2 separate regions of the Homo sapiens genome follow, and region 1 is linked to region 2. A link is a contact called in ENCODE Hi-C data. All regions are on one chromosome and are shown on one strand. The core of a region is the stretch at or near the end of the contact, and the rest is flanking DNA. Distances in the headings are between cores, read along the strand shown.

Region 1 (6,796 bases), core at 3,246-5,745, 490 kb after region 2:
ACATGAGTTAGAAAGATAATGACTTTCACAGAGTCCATTTTACATGTATTGATTTACAGATCTTTTGGACACCTTAGCGGTTATGTGATTTCTTTCTAAACTAGTTTTCCAATTTCTTAGCTAAGCCAGTAAGTTGTCACTGTTGTTGTAGGTGCTGGAATGAGGGCGGGTACGCCTCAGAAAATGTTAGAGCTGCGTCTTTTCACTACCTCAGTTCAGGAGGCTTGTCCAGTTTGGACTTGGACTTTTTTTTTTTTTGAGACAGGGTCTTGTTCTGTTGCCCAGGCTGGAGTGCAATGGTGCGATCTCGGCTCACTGCAACCTCCGCCTCCCAGGATTCTTGAGCCTCAGCCTCCCAGGTAGCTGGGACTATAGGCGCACGCCACCACACCCAGCACATTTTTGTATTTTTAGTAGAGACGGGGTTTCCCCATGTTGGCCAGGCTGGTTTCGAACTTCTGACCTCAAGTGATCCGGCGGCCTCGGCCTCCCAAAGTGCTGGGATTACAGATGTGAGCCACTGTGCCTGGACTGGCCTGGACTTGAAGGTGTTGATGTAGATGCCAGCATGCATCTACATGGTGGGTCCTCTGAAATTTGGTGTTGGCCTGGCTTGCACCCATGTTGTCACATTCCGGAAATTCCGTGGGAATCTAGCGTAGCTGTGGGAATGATTTGCCAACGTTGGTCTTCTTCCAGCACAGGGCTTGAGGTGATATTGAGGGCTCTTGAGGAAAGTCAGAGTTTGGAGTTGGACTTAGAACTTCTTTCAGAGGGCCATCAAGCAAGGTGGGCAGTCTCTTAGGTTGGCAAGCACTGACAGGGTCTTCTTTGTGGACCTAGATAGAGGAATAACCAGCTTCCAAAGGTTTTAGAGACCAAGATATGCACCAGCTCTAGAGTGTTACCCCTTATAGATGTTCACAGGGCAGTCAGCTGGACCTGTGTTCCCCGTTATCTCATTAAAAACCAGAGAATGGCTTTGGTCACAACTCAGGGATCGCCACTTAGGCAGACCTGCACCCTGCCTCTTGACCTTGGGAATCGCAGTAGAACAGACAGCTAACCAATGAAACACATCTAGAAAACTTCTAGAAAATAGTTTATTAAAACATTCCAAGGCTGGGCGTGGTGGCTCATGCCTATCATCCCAGCACTTTGGGAGGCTGAGGCGGAAGGGTCACTTGAGCCCAGGAGTTTGAGACCAGCCTAGACAACATGGCAACCCCTCTCCACAAAAAATAAACAAAATTAGCCAGGTGTGGTGGCGTGCGCCTGTGGTCCCAGCTACTCAGGAGGCTGAGGTGGGAAGAGCACTTGAGCTCTGGAGGTCGAGGCTTCAGTGAGCCATGATCTCGCCCCTGTACTCTAGCCTGGGCAACAGAGTAAGACCCTGTCTCAAACAAAAATGGGTGAATAGAGAATGTTCTAAGTCATTACTTTCCTTGTGTTGAGGTAGATGGTGAGGCATAGGTGATAAAATAGTGTTGATGGCAGGTTTGTTTATTTAATTTTGTGCAGATCCTTTTAAATTGTAAGTTTGTTTTTTTTTTTTTTTTGAGACGGAGTTTTGCTCTTGTCACCTAGGCTGGAGTGTAAAGGCGCAGTCTCGGCTCACGGAAACCTCCGCCTCCGAGGTTCAAGCAATTCTCCTGCCTCAGCCTCCCGAGTAGCTGGGATTCCAGGCATGCACCACCATGCATGGATAATTTTGTATTTTTAGTAGAGACGGGGTTTCACCATGTTGGCCAGGCTGGTCTCGAACTCCTGACCTCAGGTGATTCACCTACCTCAGCCTCCCAAGGTGCTGGGATTACAGTTGTAAGCAACCATGCCTGGCCAACTGTAAGGTTTTTAAGGTACAACAAAGGTTGGAATATTTGAGTTTAGTGCTAGCTTCAACAATTTTTCTGAATCTCAAATATCGTTCTTCCTCTTTTCTCCTTGTGAGTAATGATCTGTGTCCACTCTCAGATCAACCTGGGCTCCCTTCATCCTTTCAACACTTTCAGTACTTTTAGTTTTGTAAATACAGTGGTATCCACAGGTCATTTTGGCAAAAACACTTTTTAGAACTGTATGCGTCTTAGAAATTGTGATGTGGGTAATTTGCTGTGTATGTTTTTTAGTGACCTCGTATAAATATAGGTAGATGTGAAAGGAGTGACGCCTTAAATTTGCTCCCTACTGTAACACCTGTTCCCTTCTTTGTAGTCTGTGTAACTCCTCCAAATGACAGATCTTTTGGACACATTAGTGGTTATGTGATTTCTTTCTAAACTAGTTTTCCAAACTACCTCTCAAAACTTTATTATGAGTAGGATTTCCCCCAGCTAACATTTTGGGTATGACTGGCATGTTAATTGTCTCTGAAGGATTTTAGACTGGTTATTTTGTTTTTGATTTTGAGATAGGCTCTCACTCTGTTGCCCAAACTGGAATGCAGTGGCATGAACACAGCTCACTCTGTTCAGCCTCAACCTCCTGGGTTCAAGTGATCCTCCCTCCTTAGACTCCCAAGTAGCTGGAACCACAGGCACATGCCAACATGCCCTGCTAACTTTTTAATTTTTTGCAGAGACAAGGTCCCACTATGCTGCCCAGGCTGATCTCAAACTCCTGGGCTCAAGCAATCCTCCCGCCTCAGCCTACCATAGTGTTGGGATTATAGGCGTAAGCCACCGCACCCAGGCTAGGCTGGTTATTGTGCTGAGATATAGGAAGGCGTTTTTTCTTTTCAGCTGTTTTCTTTTCTTTTTCTTTTTGAGACAGAGTCTTGCTCTCTTGCCCAGGCTGGAGTGCAGTGGCGCTATCTTGGCTCACTGCAACCTCTGTCTCCCGGGTTCAAGTGATTCTCCAGCCTCAGCCTCCCAAGTAGCTGGGATTACAGGTGCATACCACCATGCCCGACTAATTTTTGTATTTTTAGTAGAGACAGGCTTTCACCATGATGGCCAGGCTAGTCTTGAACTCCTGACCTCAAGCCCGCGTCAGCAGATTACTGGCGTGAGCCACCGCCCAGCCTCTTTTCAGTTGTTTTTCTGAAACATTGTGTGTGTTTGTGTGTGAGTATGTGCACTTCTGTATCTGTCTGTGAGTTTTCTTTTGTTCCTCTTGGTAGGTGAGACATTCTTTGTAGCAGGTTTTTTTTTTTTTTTTTTAATAGTTTATTGCTGGGAAAAGGTCTGGGTAAAAAAAAAAAAAGTTTAGAACACACTAAGGCTTGGGGCATCAGTCATCATTTACTGATCCCTCCTCACTAACCTTTTCCTGCCTCTTGTTTACAAACACCAAATGGCTTCAGGGTTTAGGGAGCAGCTTTTCCCTTCTGTTTTTCTGTTTTATGGTACCTCTCAAACACATTGCATTGTAATCCCTCCCAACCTCTGCCACCTTAGTCCTTCCCAGAAAGTAACCACTAGTGGCAGTTCAGAGTGATATTTTAAAATGAAAATCAGAACTTGTCACACCCCCTCTATAATCTTCCAGTTCATTCATTCAGCAAAAGCTTATAGACCAGCTGATATGTGCCGCAAGCAAAATCCTTGATCTCATGAAGTCTGCATTCTAGTGGGTGAAGATAAGAGACACCATCCAGTAACTTTCCGTCATACTTAAAAAAGATCCCCTTTTCATGGTTCAGGAGATGCTAAACGATGCAGCCCCTTCCCATGTCTTTGACCTCACCTTTGCGTTCTCCCCTTGTTCCTGCGGTGGGTCACCCTCGCCTTAGGGCTTTTGCACTTGCTGTTCCCTCTACCTGTGATACCCTTTCCCTGGATCCTTGGATCGCTGAGACTAGCTCCTGGGTATCATTCAGCTCTTCACTGACCTGCTACCTTGGAAGGCTGTCCTCACCTGCCCAACCCCTTCTGGGAGTTTATAAAGCTACTTCACACCTACTCGCCATTACTGGAAATAATCTTGTTCCTTTATTTAGTTACTTTATAGATGCTCAATAACTACATTTGTCAAATCAATGACACTGATTTTCCTATAGTGTTTTATAATGTTTATTGAATGACTATCTGTTATGCACAATTCATCCATTCACCAAATATTTACTGAGTGTTTCTGTGTGCCAAGCACTGATCTAGGCTCTGGAGAAGCAGCAGCAGACAGGCTGACAAAGTCCATTCTCTCCCGGGGTGTGCTTTCTGGTGGGGGTGACAGATGAGGAACAATTATATTGTTATATCTGTGATAAATGGTCAGATAGCGAGTAGGGTCACAAAGAATAGTGTGGTGGGGAACTGAGTGTGGGGGGAAAGGCTGTCTTGGTGAGGGAGGGCCTCTGGTAAGGTGACAGTTGCGCTGATGCTCGCTGCAGTGAAGCTGATGACCAGAGCATTTACTGTGTGCCACAAAACTGCCAGAGCCAGGTGCTACGATCCCTTTTCTCAGAAGGGAAAATTGAGGCCCTGTGAGGTGAAGGCATTTTTTTAAGACTACACAGTTTAAAAGTGGGCGGGGCTGGAATTTGTCTCATGACTCATGATTGCCAGACACCAGAGCCGTTTCTGTGTTTAAACTTGGTCCCCCAAGCCCTGTCTGGTTCTCATAGCTGACAAATAATATTTAATGCCTTATTCTTTGCCAGCTGGAATTACAAAACACTGCTCAATTTCCATCATAGACAGCGAGAGGCTGTGTGGTATAGTGGCTGTGAGTGTGGGTTCTGGAGCCAGTCAGGTCAGATTTTACTATTTGAGTGACTCTGGACAAGTTTTTAACCTCTATAATGCTTCAACTTTTCTCATCTGTAAATGGGCATAATAATTGTCCCTGCTGAGTGTGGTGGCTCATACTTATAACCCCAGCAATTTGGGAGGCTGAGGTGGAAGGATTGCTTGAGCCCAGGAGTTCGAGACCAGCCTGGGCAACATAGGGAGACCCCGTCTGTACAAAAAATAGAAAAAAAAATTAGCTGGGCTTGGTGGCACACGCCTGTGGTCCCAGCTACTTGGGAGGCTGAGGCTGGAGGATTGTGTGAGCTCAGGAAGTCAAGAATTCAGTGAGCTGTGTTCGCACTACTGCACTCCAGTCTGAGCGACAGATCAAGACCCTGTCTCAAAAAAAAAGAAAAAAGAAAGAAAGAAAAGAAAAGTCCCTGTCTCACAGGATTATCATCAGAATTAAATAAGGTTAATTTTGTTATTAACACATGTTAATCGTGTGTGTGGCAACATAGAAAGCACTTAATATCAGCTATTACTGTTGCTGTTTTTCTTGTCAACCTAATTTCTCCGTCTTCCCTGCCCCCCCCAACCAAAACAAAACAAACAAAACAAACAAAACAAACATGCTTTCTTTCTAGAATTAGGGTAATATTCAGATTTCCTCGGTGGGACCATCACAAGGTCTTGGGTTCACCTGAGGCACAGATCCTGCCAAACCCCAAGCTTATTAGACTACAAAGTCAAAACAAAATATTTTGGTTCTCTGAAGCAGTGGCTGGGTCGGGATCCTGTTTCTACATCCTGCCAGCTTATATGAACGGAAGAGATGGTACAGGCCCCGCCTGCAAACCACAGCTTTGTTTTGAGCCAGCTTGACTTGACAGCTTCCCTGTTTTACCTGCTGACTTCTTTAGCCCTGGTTTGGCAGCAGAAGAGCAACTGAACCGGTTTACAGCTTGCCATTTGTCACCGGTGAAAACTGAGCAACTCCTAGGAAAATGAGGGTTTAAATGTAGTTAATTTTTTTTTCTCTTGTCTTTTTAAGTTTTCCTTTTTGTGTCTCAAGCCATAGAAAAACTACATTCTACTTTTACAGGAGAAACCTGATAATACATTTGTGGTCTCTCCTGAAACATGTAGATCTTTGGGTGTATGTTAATTTTCACCTTTAATAAGCATCAGGACTTTATTTTTCCATTTTGGTTGGAAATCTACAATTATATTTACTTGTTTCTGGTTCTTCTTTAAGAATGTATAAAACACAGATTAACATTTCCTTGAATCTGGATCTTAATGATGAATGGATTCTCATGGTAAACATCAGGGCTTAATGAAGAGTGTAGACTGGTACATGGGGCACAACTGCTTTCTTTAGTTTTTTGGTTTTGTTTGTTTGTTTGTTTTTGAGACAGTCTTACTCTGTCCCACAGGCTGGAGTGCAGTGGTACAATCATAGCTCACTGCAGCCTCGAATTCCTGGACTCAAGTGATCCTCTAACCTCAGTCTTCCAAGTAAAGGTCCACATCACCATACCCGGCTAATTTTTAAATTATTTATAGAGATGGGGTTTTGCCATGTTGCCCTGGCCTCAAGTGATCCTCTCACCTCAGCTTCGCAAAGTATTGGGATTACAGGTGTGAGCCACTATGTCTGGCCACCTTAAAAAAAAACAAACAAAAAAACACCTCATTTGTTATGAAGATAGATAAAATGTTTGTTTGTAAAATGTTTGCGCATCAGGCCGGGCGCTGTGGCTCACGCCTGTAATCCCAGCACTTTGGGAGGCCGAGGTGGGTGGATTACCTGAGGTCAGGAGTTACCTGGCCAACATGGTGAAACTCCATCTTTACTAAAAATACAAAAAAATTAGCCGGGCGTGTGGCGGTCGCCTGTAATCTCAGCTACTTGGGAGGCTGAGACAGGAGAATCGCTTGAACCCGAGAGGCAGAGGTTGCAGTGAGCCAAGATCATGCCATTGCACTCCAGCCTGGGCAGCAAGAGCAAAACTCTGTTTCAAAAAATATAAAATAAAATGTCTGAGCATCTATGTTCATAGAAATCATGACCTTCACATCTTTGAGGAGTGTCAGTGAAACTATGAATATGATGGTATAAT
Region 2 (6,082 bases), core at 1,174-3,673:
AGTTCCCGGAGCATCCACGTTCCTGGCACTCTGCCCAGTGCTTGGTAGGCTGGAAGGTGGGTTTGGGCATTTCTTTCCCTGCAGGTGGCTCATCGTTAACCAGCAGCCACCCTGCCCCATGAGCTGGGTGCAGACTATCTGTACTCAAGGGGGATTCTCCAGGGCCTCCCAGCCCCAGGACTCTGGCGTACATCTTTAACCCCAGATGCTGGAGACCAGTCTCCTCTTTTCTTACAATGGAAGGTTGGAGATGTGAGATCGTGAGGGCCCGTGTCCCTGCTGTCATCCCCTATGGGTTGTAGGTCATCTCCTAGAGTGTCGTGTCACTGTGCTGAAGGGGACATGGTCCCAGAAAGAGCAGGGATTTGCTCAGTGACCCACAGCTGCTGGAGTCCAGGACACGGGCTTTCCAGCTGGAGTCCCAGCACTGCCCCATCCTGCCTGTCAACCAAGGGGCAGCTCTGCCAGGCTGCTGCAAACCTTCAGCTGTCCAGGAATGACCCCTGCATTTGAAGGAAAGGAGTGAATTCATTGGGAAAGTCTTTCTGGAAGAAGCCACCATTTGAGCTAGGTTGATAAGATGGCCAGGTTTTTCCCAGGTGAAAAATGAGTGGGGTTCTCAAATGGTGGGAACTGCATTAGCAAAAATGTGGCAGCAGGAAAGTTTAGGCCTCGTTTAGGGAACTGCCAGCCATCTCCCGGAAGGTCCATAAGTGGCAATGAGGCCAGGCTGAGAGCAGGAGTCCTGGGTGTAGGGTCAGAGGCACAAGCATTGAGCCTGTGAGTGAGAGACAGAGGGCATGGGTGACACCCACCTGTGGAAGATGTGATACGCAGGAGTCAAGAGGACAAGGCCAGCTTTGGCCCATCTGTTGGCCTCATTAATGTGTGTCAGTGGCTCTTTAAATCTTAAAGGGGAGGTGCCCCCTCTGGGCCCAAGTTCCAGCATCTGGTGTTTCCAAGTCAGGCCTTCCCCCAGCTCTTGTCTCACAGGAGATATCTGACCCATAGGGCTGGAGGGGACTCCTCATTGGCCACCCCCCTCCCCCATGCCCATTGTGTGCAGTGGGAGGTGGTCTGGCCTGGCCCGGCCCTTGGGAGCTCCCAAAGTCCTGGTCTTCCTGGAGGAGGGGCCAGGCATGAGGGTATTGAAAGAGGAATTTGAGGCCGGGCACCGTGGCTCATACTTGTAATCCCAGCACTTTGGGAGGCAGAGGTGGGCAGATCACGAGGTCAGGAGATCAAGACCATCCTGGCCAACATGGTGAAACCCCGTCTCTAATAAAATACAAAAAATTAGCCGGGCATGGTGGTACAGGCCTGTAGTCCCAGCTACTCAGGAGGCTGAGGCAGGGGAATTGTTTGAACCCCGGAGGCGGAGGTCTCAGTGAGCCGAGATTGTGCCACTGCACTCCAGCCTGGCAACAGAGCAAGACTCCGTCTCAAAAAAAAAAAAAAAAGAGGAATTTGAGTTAGACATGAGGAAGCACTGGAATTCCCACGAGGCCTGGCATGCGGAAGCTCTGCGCTGCTGAGGCTGGATTTCTCCACTCTCCTGCTTCTGCCTGTCCCGTCAGCTCAGCACTCTTTATGTGCCTGGCCTGCCCATGGACTCTTAGGGTGTGTATGAAAGCATTTTGCAAGGTGGCATTGAGGCCCCCTGCAAGTTGCTGTCAAAAAAGGGGAGATGTGTGTTTCCCTAGATTCCTTTCTAGAAGCCCTGCAGCTCCCAGGTCACACAGGGCTGGGCTTTCTCCCATTTTACATACAAGGACACAAACAGAGGCCCCAAGGGTGTGACTGGCCCCAAGGCACACAGCAAGTTGGTGGCCAAGCTTGGGAACAAACTGCTGGGTTAGACAACCCTGGGCCCTAGACCAGACCCTTTAGGAGCCTCATCTCTGACCCTCAGTTTCCTCATCTGTAAAGTGGGGAGGGTCGTGGTCCCTGCCTCACAGGGCTGTTGGGAGGATTCAGTGAGTCAGTGCACATAAAGTGCTTTAAGTGCCCGGCACAGAAACACTTGGTAGATATTAGCTGCTGTTATTAGTCAGTGTACCTTGACTGTATTTTTTGGGCCCAGCTCTGTATAAGGGGGAGACATGGGAAACCAGCAGCTGTGACGGGGTGAGTGGGGGTTGGAGCTGTGATGGGGGAGGCCATGGGAGCAGCATCTGCCCAGCCTGGGGATCAGAGGAGGCTTCTGGAGACATGGAAGTCAGGGAGGGAGGCGGGAAGAGTGTGGGGGCCCCGGCAGGGGGGTCTCTGGAGGAAGTAGGGCTGGGCTGGGTCGTGGAGGTCACGTTGGTACCAGGCAGCCCAAGATGGAAGCTGACTCCAGGCTGAGAAAGCTATTTTGGGAACTGAAAGTCGGCCACTGTGGCCAGGGGGCGGTGTCTAGGCGTGGCTCAGGGTGGTAGGAACATTGAGGCTGGGGCCGCCTGAGGCTTTGGCATGAGGCTGGGGGGCTGAGGAGAGATGTGAAACAGTTACACCGGGGGTGAAGGTGTCAGAGAGGCCTCTCAGTTTCAGCTTGAGTCAGCAGGCAGGCCATGGTGGTGGCTGGTGGGGAAGTCACCACTGCCCCAGGCCAGAGAGGATTGCCTCTGAGCCAGGGATGTCCAGGGCTGCCTCTGAGAGAGGTACAGGTGGGAGTGGACACGGGCAGGTCAACCACTGTCCCTGCCCCATGACCCCGACACAGGTCAGATGACCCAGATGTGGGGGGCCAGGGCAGGAGCAGTTGAGGGGCCAGGCTATCAGCTGAGTCGAAAGTTGGGGACCCCCAGGGCTGACAGTCCCAACAAGTCACTAGGGGCGGGCAGGTACATGGGGTCAGCCCTGCCCTTCCAAGCTAAAATTCAAAGATCCAGCCAGCCTGGCTTGTCCTGTGTGTGTGAGCATGCAGCAGCCGCTCCTGGGTGTGGGAACTGAAAAGGCAGCAGGGCACCCCCTTTTGGCCAGGAGGTGGAGGTGCTGGCTCAGGAGGGTCCAGGTCTGGGGAGCCCTGAGGACAGAAGGGGAGGGAGCCTGGTGGGGCCTCTGCAGGAGGCAGGGCTGGGCTGGGTCACACGGATGGGGCCATGTGGGGCAGTGCAATGGTCACTGCATGGGGCCCTGGCCATGACGGAGAAGCCAGCACTAGGTGACAGAAGTCAGAGGTGGCCTGAGGGAATTCCATGGAAGAGGAGTCGAGGCCGGGCGTGGTGGCTCACACCTGTAATCCCAGCACTTTGGGAGGCCAAAGTGAGCAGATCACCTGAGGTCAGGAGTTCGAGACCAGCCTGGCCAACATGGTGAAACCCCGTCTCTACTAAAAATACAAAAATTAGCTGGGCGTGATGGCGGGTGGCTACTTGGGAGGCTGAGGCAGGAGAATCACCTGAACCAGGAGGTGGAGGTTGCAGTGAGCCATGATCCTGCCACTGCACTCCAGCCAGGGCGACAGAGCGAATCTCCATCTCAAAAAAAGAGAGTAGGGAGGAAAGGCCTGGGCTGGGCCCTTCACAGGCTCTCATCCTGTGAGGCCGGAGCTCAGCCCAGCCCCAGGAGGGGAATTGGGAGGCTCGGAGCCTGGGTGTGGATGGGCCCAGGGCCACAGGGCCAGGAAGGATGAAGGCTGTGGCCTTTGCTTGAGGAGGCATTTCTCTTGGAAGGAGGTGGGCCCGGGGGTTCTGTGCATGCAGGACTAGAGGAGGGGCAGGGGCGGGCAGGAGCTGGGGTCAAGGACCCCTCCTCCCCTCTGTATGAGTGGCTCTGGCTGGCCCCAGGCCCAGGCTGGTGGGAAACCCCTCCCAGCCCTCACTGGCCCCTTCTTCCACAGGAAGGCCAGGCCCCTGACCCCAGCCCTGCCCCAGGCCCACCCACAGCTGCAGACTCTCAACAGCCCCCTGGTGAGTAGCAGGAGTGGTGACCATCTCAGTTCAGGCTGCTCACAAAGCCTGGACTGGGGACTTCCTGGGGGTGGGTGGTGGTTAGGGGGTGCCTTATCATCATCTCTGTCTGCAGGTGGGAGTTCCCCCTCGGAGGAACCACCCCCAAGCCCAGGGGAGGAGGCTGGGCTGGTAAGGAGGGCTAAGTGGGAGGAGCTGATGGGTGAGCACCACCTATTCAGGGCCTGGGCTGAGTCCACCCTGTTCTCTGCCTTTTCCACCCCCAGCAACGGTTCCAGGACACAAGTCAGTACGTGTGTGCAGAGCTGCAGGCCCTGGAACAGGAGCAGAGGCAGATAGATGGGCGGGCGGCTGAGGTGGAGATGCAGCTGAGGAGCCTCATGGAGTCAGGTGGGGCATACATCTAGGGATCCCTTCCCCAACACATGCCACTAGGTCTGTCCAGCCCTGCAGCTGTTCCTGACCTTGGGAGGAGCTGGGAGGAGGCACGGCTGGCATCAGCGTTCCCATTTTACAGCCAGGCATGCTGAGGCCCTGAAGTGGCTTCCTCGAGGCACACAGTTCTGGCTTCTGGGATGTCACAAGGGAGCAAACCCCCTCCCCCAACCCCCAGCTGCCCTACCCTGACACGGGGCAGGGGGCAGGCCTGGTGACTGTCCCTGTCCAATGCAGGTGCCAACAAGCTGCAGGAGGAGGTGCTGATCCAGGAGTGGTTCACCCTGGTCAACAAGAAGAACGCTCTCATCCGGAGGCAGGACCAGCTGCAGCTGCTGTGAGTGCTGGCCCCGGGCCAGGAGAGCAGAGGGACTCTTAGCTACTTTGGTTAGAGTTCTTCACTACTTTCTTATTCCTACAGAGATCTTTTTGACAAACGATTCCTCTTCCATCTTACTGTTTTTGTCCTAAACAAATTGCTGTTTAAAGTGTAAAACTGGCCAGGCACGGTGTCTCATGCCTGTAATCCCAGCACCTGGGGAGGCCGAGGCAGGCGGATCATCTGAGGTCAGGAGTTCAAGACCAGCCAACATGGTGAAACCCCATCTCTACTAAAAATACAAAAATTAGCCAAGTATGGTGGCACGCGCCTGTAATCCCAGCAACTTGGAAGGCTGAGGCAGGAGAATCGCTTGAACCTGGGAGGCAGAGGTTGCAGTGAGCCAAGATCAGACCATTACACTCTAGTCTGGGCAAAAGAGTGAGACTCTGTCTCAAAAAATAAAAATTAAAACAAAAATTAAGGGTAAAACTCTTAAATTAGAACTATTTTTACTAATAAGAAAACCGGCCGGGCGCGGTGGCTCACGCCTGTAATCCCAGCACTTTGGGAGGCCGAGGCGGGCAGATCACAAGGTCAGGAGATTGAGACCATCTGGCTAACACAGTGAAACCCCGTCTCTACTAAAAATACAAAACATTAGCCAGGCCTGGTGGCGGGCGCCTGTAGTTCCAGCTTCTGGGAAGGCTGAGGCAGGAGAATCGCTTGAACCCTCCTGGGGTTGAGAGATTGCAGTGAGCCGAGATCGTGCCACTGCACTCCAGCCTTTACAGTAAGGAAAACAGAAGCCCAGAGAGATCTGATCTGGTTCCCATGTGGGGTCCGAAGCCACTCTGCGGCCATTGCCTTTGTCATCCTGCAGGGTGGAGACAGCTTTGCCTCCCTTTTGCGTTTGGGATTTTTCAGAATAACTGTAGCCAGTGCTTCCTGTTTATGAGTACTGTTCATCCAAATAATCCTTCGGGGGTCCTTCTGGGGGGTGTGTGGGAGGAGCAACACAAACACCCAGCAATTGGAGAAAACAGAAGAAAAGCGATAATGTGGTCTGGAGACTAGAGGATAGCTCTGCGGTCAGCCCTGCCCTCGGGAACTGCTGGGGAGGTGGGATGGGGTCAGGGAGTGGCCAGAGCCCTGGGCACTCTCTCCCTACGCCCCTTTTCCTGAACTGCCACCCCCCCGCCACCCACCCCCCGCCACCTTCCAGCATGGAGGAGCAGGACTTGGAGCGAAGGTTCGAGCTGCTGAGCCGCGAGCTGCGGGCCATGCTGGCCATCGAAGGTGGGACATGGGCTCAGGGGCCGGGAGGCAAGACAGAGCCAGGGTGGAGGCGGCACAGCCCTGGGCCCGCGCCTCCTGACGCTTAGCCGCTTCGACCCTCAGACTGGCAGAAAACGTCCGCTCAGCAGCACCGAGA

Evidence for each region. Hi-C counts contacts between places; a loop is a spot of excess contacts on that map. Pooled maps may share reads with other maps.
Region 1: a pooled map shows a loop between it and region 2 (5-fold over the local background). The contact joins two enhancer-like sites. A Hi-C loop is called at or near these places in 2 of 50 pooled maps.

Annotation. Positions count from the first base shown.
Region 1 is chr11:66,076,161-66,082,956 of GRCh38, forward strand. All of the region lies in intron 1 of PACS1 (phosphofurin acidic cluster sorting protein 1), which reads left to right. Among named protein-coding and RNA genes, the nearest start is that of PACS1, 9.3 kb to the left of the region's middle. RefSeq lists enhancers at 1,910-2,029, 4,303-4,352. Within about 2 kb of position 4,496, at least 14 of the 41 ENCODE cell types and tissues checked have a DNase peak (open chromatin) inside an H3K27ac peak, as active enhancers do.
Region 2 is chr11:65,585,928-65,592,009 of GRCh38, forward strand. It overlaps EHBP1L1 (EH domain binding protein 1 like 1), which reads left to right. Exons shown (of 19, transcript NM_001099409.3): 13 at 3,824-3,893; 14 at 4,009-4,064; 15 at 4,160-4,283; 16 at 4,566-4,665; 17 at 5,873-5,946; 18 at 6,049-6,082. Among named protein-coding and RNA genes, the nearest start is that of KCNK7, 6.8 kb to the right of the region's middle. RefSeq lists enhancers at 2,026-2,546, 2,440-2,639, 2,547-3,066, 3,199-3,700. Within about 2 kb of position 2,424, at least 24 of the 41 ENCODE cell types and tissues checked have a DNase peak (open chromatin) inside an H3K27ac peak, as active enhancers do.